Regions from separate parts of the Homo sapiens genome. Here region 2 is linked to region 1. Evidence: chromatin contacts called from ENCODE Hi-C data. All regions are on one chromosome and are shown on one strand. Each heading gives the region's core, a stretch centred on a gene start or an enhancer-like site at or near the end of the contact. The rest is flanking DNA. Distances are from core to core; before and after follow the strand shown. Region 1 has its middle 24 kb from the start of ZNF80. Region 2 overlaps ZBTB20 (zinc finger and BTB domain containing 20).

Region 1 (4,022 bases), core at 505-3,004:
CTTCACTCCTGCTGCTCTGGATGAACTGTGTATTTTCTACCTAAAGCCAACCCCTCCACTTTGCACCAGATCCCAACCCCTCACGCCACCCAAGGACATTGCTTTAGCATCATCTATTTTCCTTCTCTACTGAATCAGAACTAGAATAATGTGAGAATAATTAATAACATGGATCAGAATAACGTGATGCTATTTCTCCAATCAAAACCACAAACAACAACAGCAACAAGAAATTTCCCTGGGATTCCACTCCTAAGTCAAACGACTCCATTTCTTTCCCCCTTGCAGCAAACTTCTTAAAATGGTTGTTCTTACTCTCTCTCTCATTCTTCTTGTCTTCTGTTGAAGACATCTCAAGTAGGCTTTTGTTCCCTCCACAGCATCTCTATAATATTCTATCTGAAATATTATACATTTACTTGTTTATTTATTTGCATTTCTACACCTTCACTAGAACCAAAATTACAGGAAAATGTGGAATGGCTCTTTCCTCAGCATCTAGAATAATGTCAAGTTCACAGTGGGCACTCCCTTAAATACATTTTGAGTGGAGGAATGAGTTTGGGATTTGAACCCATGCAGTGTGGCTCCAGTGTCATTAAGTCAGAATGGTGGAAGAGGGGCATCCTTCTCACCAGGGACTCCAAGAACTATTTGAGAATTGGTAAGGTTGGAAGTCTCCCCTAGTAAGGGCAGAGCCAAAAAAAACAAAAGCTGTTTATTATAACCCTATCTTGCCCCATCTCTGATAGGCTGAGAAACCCACGTTACACATCTGTGTTAATGTGAGAGCTGCAAAACACCCCTGTATCCTGAGAAGATGTGGTTTAACTTGACGTGTAACGGCATCCGCAGATACTATAGGGTACTTATGAGTCTTGTGTTGGTTTGCTGGTTTTTTTTTTAACTCACTAAATTCTATTTTAACAACCATGTGCTCACCCCACCTCCTGACCTAAGGTATTTTCCTTATCTGAGCACACCTGTGCTTGTTCCTAGGTAAATCTGGGCCAATGCAGAGTACTGTCTGCACTGCTTAGTTGGTAAATGTGTCTGTAGCATGACTATCATCACAACTGCCATCTGAGCAGCAGAGCCAGATGGAATCAGACCACTCATTGGTCTACTGAGGTAAGGATGGGCTTTTTAGCTCTGCTCTCTCTTAGAAACAAAAACAAACAAATCAAAAGACTAACTTTTTTTTTTTTTGCATTCACCTAGACTATTATGCCAGAACTTGCGTAAGAAAAACACTTCTTTCCGACCCCTGTAGTGATCAACTGATGCCTTCAAGCAGGAAACCTGATTGCCCTCATCTCAGGCTGAGTCTGTTTTATCAATCACAAAGTGACTCAACCCTTTTTTAAAAGCCAGCTGTGACCATTGACTCTGTGACCTCCTGTGGTGGTGAATTCAGTTTAAAAAATAATAATGTTAAAATAACAAAGCTTATTGAAGCTATTATGCTTCAATGCTCCACCCTTTGGGGGCTAAAGGAAATAAAGCAAGTTGGCCAGACCTGAGGAGTTGATGATACACATTTTCCTCCCCCAGAAGCATCTTGTAACTTGTCCCACACCAGCAGTGACTTCCCAGTATGGCGTTTCTCCCCGCTGCTCCCATCAGCAAGAGCGTGCTGACACATGGGCTGATGAGCAGTGCCGAGACTTATGGAGTGTGTCCTTCCTGCTTCGAACCTCACAGCCTGTCATCCTCTGTTGTCACACGCTCTTGCTCATTCGCTCGCTGCTCACACTAATCTAGAAGATGATCAAAGAAAAACTCCACTGACTCACCCCTGCCTGGACCAGCGCAGGGATTGGTCAAGCGTGCGCATTAAATATTACCAGATTCTAATCTATTATTTTCACCCGCTTGCTTGCTCTCTCACTCGTACTCTCTCACTTCCTCTCTCTCATTTTTTTTCAAAAAATAAATAAATGAATTCTGGGTTGGCTGAAGATTTCAGCAATGTGAGTGCTGTGCAGATGGATCCTGCTGAAGCTGGTGCTGGCTCTCTAGGGAGTAGCATGAAATGCTGGTTTTCAAAACCTGAGCAGCGTGTAAATGGCAGCTAAAAAGGAAATGCAGATTGGTGCTGAGTGTTAATTGTCTCTTCCTCTCTTCTTCACACACTTCAGAGACTGTGTGGTGGCAGGAGACAGGAAAGCAGGCCTGCCCCCTCGTGGGGTGGGCTTTTTTTTTTTTTTTTTCTCAAGCTGGACTGAGAGAATAACAACACCTAGAGTCCAAGTCAAAACATGGAATGGGTTTTTTTTTTCTTTCAAGTTTTCATCTGATGAAAGTCCGGGAGGTGGCACCGAGCTTGTAATGAAAGTAAGAGTCTGCTGAGAATGAGTCGATGAGGTGTGACACAGAAAGGGGAAGCAGGATGTCTTTGTTTTGAAATGACAGGCGATAAGCTATGGGGGTGCCTGGTGAGATTTTAGTCCATAACTAGGTAGCAACTTGTCAAATGCAGGCCCCTTAAATGCATCACAAGAATTCTCACTTGAGATGATTTCAATTCTAGCTCTGCGTGTGTGAGTGTGTGAGTGTATGCATGCACGCATAGCAAAACATAATTGAATGCCAAAAAACATTGTCATGTCCTGTTAAGGGTACAATTGTAATCACACTGGAACGAGAGCTCTAATTTCCTCCATTGCTTTCCTCGCTTAGGCAGTGACAAGGTCAGGTTTATGACCACAGCCCAGGCTCAGAGCCATTTATTTTCATCCCTGAAGACTCATGTTAGCCTTCTCCCAAGATGTTAATCAAGCAGAATCTTGATTGACTGTCTTTTCTTTTTACGTTTTTGTCTAGATGAAGTGGGGTCATTTGAATTTGTGCAGTTTTGAATAAGATGGGGGCAATAGAGAAGCAACTGGGAAAATTGACTAGCCTTTGGCAAGGAGAACAGAAGAATCTGGAATCCTTTTTTAAAATCATGAAATTCCTGTGCCCCACCTGAGTCACTGTAACCTGTACCTGCTGATGCCTCATTTCTCCATGCATTTATGAAAAGGCTGTGACTCCCTGCTGTTGTCGTGTGGTGCCAACATCATTCCAGCTTGCCAGTTGGAGACAAAAGATAAGCAACCACAAATGAAAACACATTATTGTCTGGATCCATTCTCACCTTCATGGCCAGGAATGTGAAGGTGAGCTGGTCCCCGCCCCTGCACTTCACTGGCAAGACCAAGGAGAGTGCAGTGGACGCTCTCCAAAAACATTGCTTCCTACTACTGCTGCTTGTAATGGAAGTAAGAGTCTGCTGAGAATGCTCATCTCAGGCTGAGCCATGTGTTTCCCATGGCAGCCTCTCTTGGCCCCTGTTCCTAACCAGGACAGAAAGAGATCTCAGCCTGGGATGGGCTGGATCTTGCTCCTAGCACAAAGTGTACTCACTCAAGCCGTGTGAGAAGAAGACAAGGAATGTCCTTTCAAGAAATTGCCTAGAATGCCAATTGGGGGAGGATGCAAGTAGGCTGGACCATCCTGGCTGGCCCCACCCCATGAAAGACCTTTCCTGACTAGAAATGGGGCTCAGATACGGGGCACAGTACTGGGCAGCCAGGTCTCTTTCCTCAGAACCATCTCCTGACTCTGATTCGTCACTTGCCCAGCCACCTTCTATCGATAGTCCAATTCCTCAAATCTAATTCCTTCCACAAAGGGCAGTGGCCCCCACATGCACGTCATCTCCACAGAGTTACCATAGAGTAACTACAAATAAAAGGGAGTAGTGGCGATTGCTATTGAAGAAGATGTTGGCTAATGGGCTCTAAAGCATGACTCAGTCTTCCCAAGCCTGTGTGCAGGGGAGGGTCTCTCTCCCAAGGGGAGCCCCCAGAATAGATGTTTACGGGATTATACCTGCTCTTCACAGAGGTAGATTGGGATGGAGCTGACATCTTTTTTATGTCAACATTAACTTGATTCCATTGGTATGCTATGTGCAAGTGAACAAGAACCTCAGGCAAGGTCTCGAAGCTGCTTAAATGACACTCACTACCTGT
Region 2 (4,022 bases), core at 645-3,144, 370 kb before region 1:
TGTTATTTTCTACCTTCGTCCCAGGAGGTTAAAATGACTTGAAGAAACTCAGCAACTTCAGGTGAAGGACCTAATGAGAGGATCTTGAATTCTTGATCTCAAATCTGCCAGGGTCTCCATTCACTATTAAAAAGTCAGCCTAGTGAGGATGGCCCTAGTTATTAATTTGATATTATATTACTTTATTTTACCACAGTTAAAATGTTCTCTGGATTAGTATTGACCCTATAGTTACCCACAAGGTATAGAGAGAAGTCAGTGGAAATTCTCTTCTCAACAGCTAAAGTGGTCCTTGTCACCAAAACAGTCATATGCTAAATCACATGTCAGTGTGACATCGCCAGGCCTTAGCTTCTCAGGATCTACTTGTTACAAGTGAGTTTATGTGGCTTGAAGCATATGGCCTTGATATATGATCCCAGAGCAAAAGGGCAAGGTATTTCAAGCTGGCCATAATTTTATTGTCTCTCACAGGCTTGCTTTGTAGTCATTCCAATAAACTAGATGGGAAATTTTTGATGCTCCAAGCTATCCAGTCTTCAGGACTTCATTTCATGATTCAGAGTCCAGCTAAACAACTCAAGAGTGCTTTTGTGTGACACTGACCACAGGAACAAATAATTGCTTAGTAATTCTCTTTGAGGTAGAAAATTCTAAACATGGAGGAACCATTTCCCCTTAATGGGAGCCAGAAATCCTCTAAGTGCTTGAAATGGCATTCACAAGTCTGAATGGTAAACAGATAAAAACAGGAGCGCACCAGTTGCACAAATGACTTGCTTGTCACAAACTTGTCATTGCAGTAATCTAACATTTCTTTCACAGAGCCCGATGGAAAGTATGGAACAAACAGGCCCTGCTGACGTTTTGGCTCTGCTAAGCCTTCCTCCGAGCTAAAGCATCTGCAGCATCTTCCTGTTCTAGACCCTTTATCTGCTGAAGTTAGCTGATACTGTACATGTCAGAGAAATGTTTGACTATTGCATTAACAAGTTGATGACAAGCAAGTTATTCCTGCAACTGAAATACTGCTGCTTTTAGCAGGCTGCCATTTTGACCTTCATTTTATTATGCAGAAGAACCCTAACAGAGCAGAGCACTGGGGAGAAACCAGTGTGGTTGCCCCAGGCCCATACAAAGACCACCTGCCTAGGGATTAGGTATAGTGGTACAGGGGGCATACCAGGCAGGTCCATTAGAAGTATGGAAGGGATTCCTTGTAAAACATAAATGTGAATACATTAGACGGTTTCAAAGATTGTTCTTGCAGGGGTAAAATGAACTGCACAGAAATAGATTTCTTCCTGCATCCTCTGAACCCCACACACATGTGCACATACGGCTGTGTATGCTTTATAGAATGATATGAGATGGGAAACTTAAATGAAAATTGTATATACCAGCTCTACACATAGTTTTTGTCAATTGTTGGAGTTCCTGTCATCAGTAGCTTCCCTTAACCTCCTCCTCACTCAGCATAATATCTGGAGTTATCTAAACCTAATCAGACCCATGCTCTTGTCCCCTCAAGAGCACTGTTATCTCCATTAGCCTCCTCATAGAAAATTTAAGCAGCCCTCTCTAGGACATCACCAGTTCATTTCCAACCTCAGCTGCCAGCAGGGAGTACTCCTACACTGTGTAACTTCAGCCTCTCGCCGTTCTGTTTGAGGAAACTTCCTCCCCTCAGGGACCCACACTTGGGGTTCCTCGAGTGTGTAGTCCAGAGGGTCCCAGCCTTTAACAGGAGCCTTGCCTGTAAGAGAAGCCTTGCCTATTGCCCCCTATGGTGTTTTGCCTTTGTTGATGCCATAGGTATATCAGCACTTGGAACAACAGAGAGTTTGCCCTAAGACTTTGGCCTTTTCATAAAACTGAGCTGCTCTTATTCACCAAGGTGTCAGCTGCCTTGTATTCTTTCTAGACGCTTCAGGTCTGTTAAGGGTACACTGATAGTGTTTTGTCTGATTTAAATATTGACGCAAAAAACTTGCATTCTCGTACTTATTTTCTGGCTGGTGCCCCAGGTACTTTCATTTTCAAAAGTTCTGTGTAAAAATGATAATCATTGTCCATCCATGAGAACCACATTTCTTGCCAAAGTGGTGATGAGGCTTAACTTTCTTTTAGACTTGGCAAATTGCACACATTACTGTCTCCAGGGTGAAATGTTTTACTCCCATCCCAAATATCTCTTGATGTAATCTATACCTTAGCTTTGTGGAACAACTACCTCAGAGGACAGGTGGGAAGGGTGTGAGAAGAGAGCCTTTTTTTTTTTTTAACAGAGTTAGGGATATTGTCCCTGGAAAAAGAGGTGAAGATAGTTTGAGGCAGCATTTAAAGTTTCTGCAAAAGGAAATACGTGAATGAACAATTTGAATTGTAAATGGAATTTCATCAGCTTTTTCTTTCTAAAGTTCCTAATAGGATTTCCATAATGATTTTGTGTTTTCCTTCTTAGTAGAACTTAAATGGCAAATAAATGATACACTATTTTTGATTTAGAAAAAAATAAAAATCTTTTCTGTGGGAGCTCTCTTTTTAAATACACATTAGGGGATAGATAATGGCAAACAAAAAAAAGTCTTTCTTCCTATTCAGATGGATAGCTATCAGTGTGTGTATGTCTTTTTAATATTTATTTATTTGCTTATTTGATCATTTATTTGTCTATTTATTGTAAGGAAATTAACAAAGGAAAGAAGAAAAACACCTCATGATAAATTAATCTCATTAGATACGTAGAATTTTAGGGCTAGAAAGGAGTTTGATGATCAAGCTATGACTTTATATCACACTCACTTTAGAAATGTGAATGTATGTGAATTTTGAGACCCAAAGATGTTTAATCAGATGAACCAAGATGCGCAATAGGATTGTGGCAGAGCTCGGCCTAAAACTTTCATTTCAGGCAATACTCCCTCAGAGATTACATTACATTTTTTAAAGCTTTATTTTAAACAAAGACAGTCTCATTTTAATAATTTGCACTGATGTGCTTAAATCTAATAGAACATTTGCTATTATAGTAACTGAGACCTCACATTGGTTACACCAACTAAGGAATATACATTTCAACAGTTTGAAGACATTTCTTTCTAAGCCGTTTCTTATTTGCATAGGGTAAGGAACCTTAGTTAGTTCAATTAATTTTTATCTTTTGTAAGATTTCAAAGAAACACTTGCACCGTTCCTATTTACCTAAAAACATGTTTTTTAAATGAATCTGTTTCTTTAATAAGTATTCACTTAAGTAGGTCATACTGTAACGTTCTTGGTGATAAAAAATCTTTTATCAGGATAAAAGAAATCTTATTTTTATTCCCACTTTTAGCCATGTTTGAGTTGGTCCTTGTAATTGTTGGTTTCAACAAAACACTAAGTCAAAAAATCAATGTTTGTGTTTATTTTTGTTTAATACATGAGAAAAAAGTCCATTGATCTTTTTGCAGTTATGATACATAAATACTGTATTTTTCACTTATGCGAAACTTAATTTTTGAGGGTTTCCTTTTTGTTTCATTTCTCTGTTTCACATTTTTCAAACATCTGTACCATGGTTAGTGGTTAGAGTAGCAGTGGCTGGCACTTTTCTTCCACAATGTGAGAGAAAGAAAAGTGACTGGAATAAAACTTTGCTTTTCATATGGTTGACTTGAAATGCAGCATTGAAAAGGTATCATCTCTTTCTTTTCTGAAACCAGAGGTGAAACCCGCCAGCCAATAGCAGTACTGATACCAAATCACCTGTTGATTCTGTTAATTCATGTAAGTAAAGTCTGGCAATGCATGCCTCACTTCATCAACTGAAAAACCTAAATGGATGATCTTTGTGCATTGGCAGCATCTGTCTATATCAACAATATATCCCTCTGGTCACTCACTTAAGGAAGCCTGAGATTCTATAGTCAGTCAAGAAGTGAATGAAAACTTTTGCTTTTGATTCAACAAAATAATCACTTTGTAGGCATGTTTGGCTGTGAAGTGCTTACTAATATTGGGCTCTATTATCAGAGATA

Evidence for each region. Hi-C counts contacts between places; a loop is a spot of excess contacts on that map. Pooled maps may share reads with other maps.
Region 2: a loop to region 1 is called in a map with no recorded cell type, with 10 times the contacts of the local background. The contact joins two enhancer-like sites. A Hi-C loop is called at or near these places in 9 of 37 single-sample maps with no recorded cell type and 5 of 50 pooled maps.

The regions. Positions count from the first base shown.
Region 1 is chr3:114,212,048-114,216,069 of GRCh38, reverse strand. No RefSeq gene overlaps it. Among named protein-coding and RNA genes, the nearest start is that of ZNF80, 24 kb to the left of the region's middle. RefSeq lists an enhancer at 1,661-2,334. Within about 2 kb of position 1,754, at least 12 of the 41 ENCODE cell types and tissues checked have a DNase peak (open chromatin) inside an H3K27ac peak, as active enhancers do.
Region 2 is chr3:114,582,788-114,586,809 of GRCh38, reverse strand. The region is part of intron 6 of ZBTB20 (zinc finger and BTB domain containing 20); the gene reads left to right. Among named protein-coding and RNA genes, the nearest start is that of ZBTB20-AS5, 130 kb to the right of the region's middle. Within about 2 kb of position 1,894, at least 6 of the 41 ENCODE cell types and tissues checked have a DNase peak (open chromatin) inside an H3K27ac peak, as active enhancers do.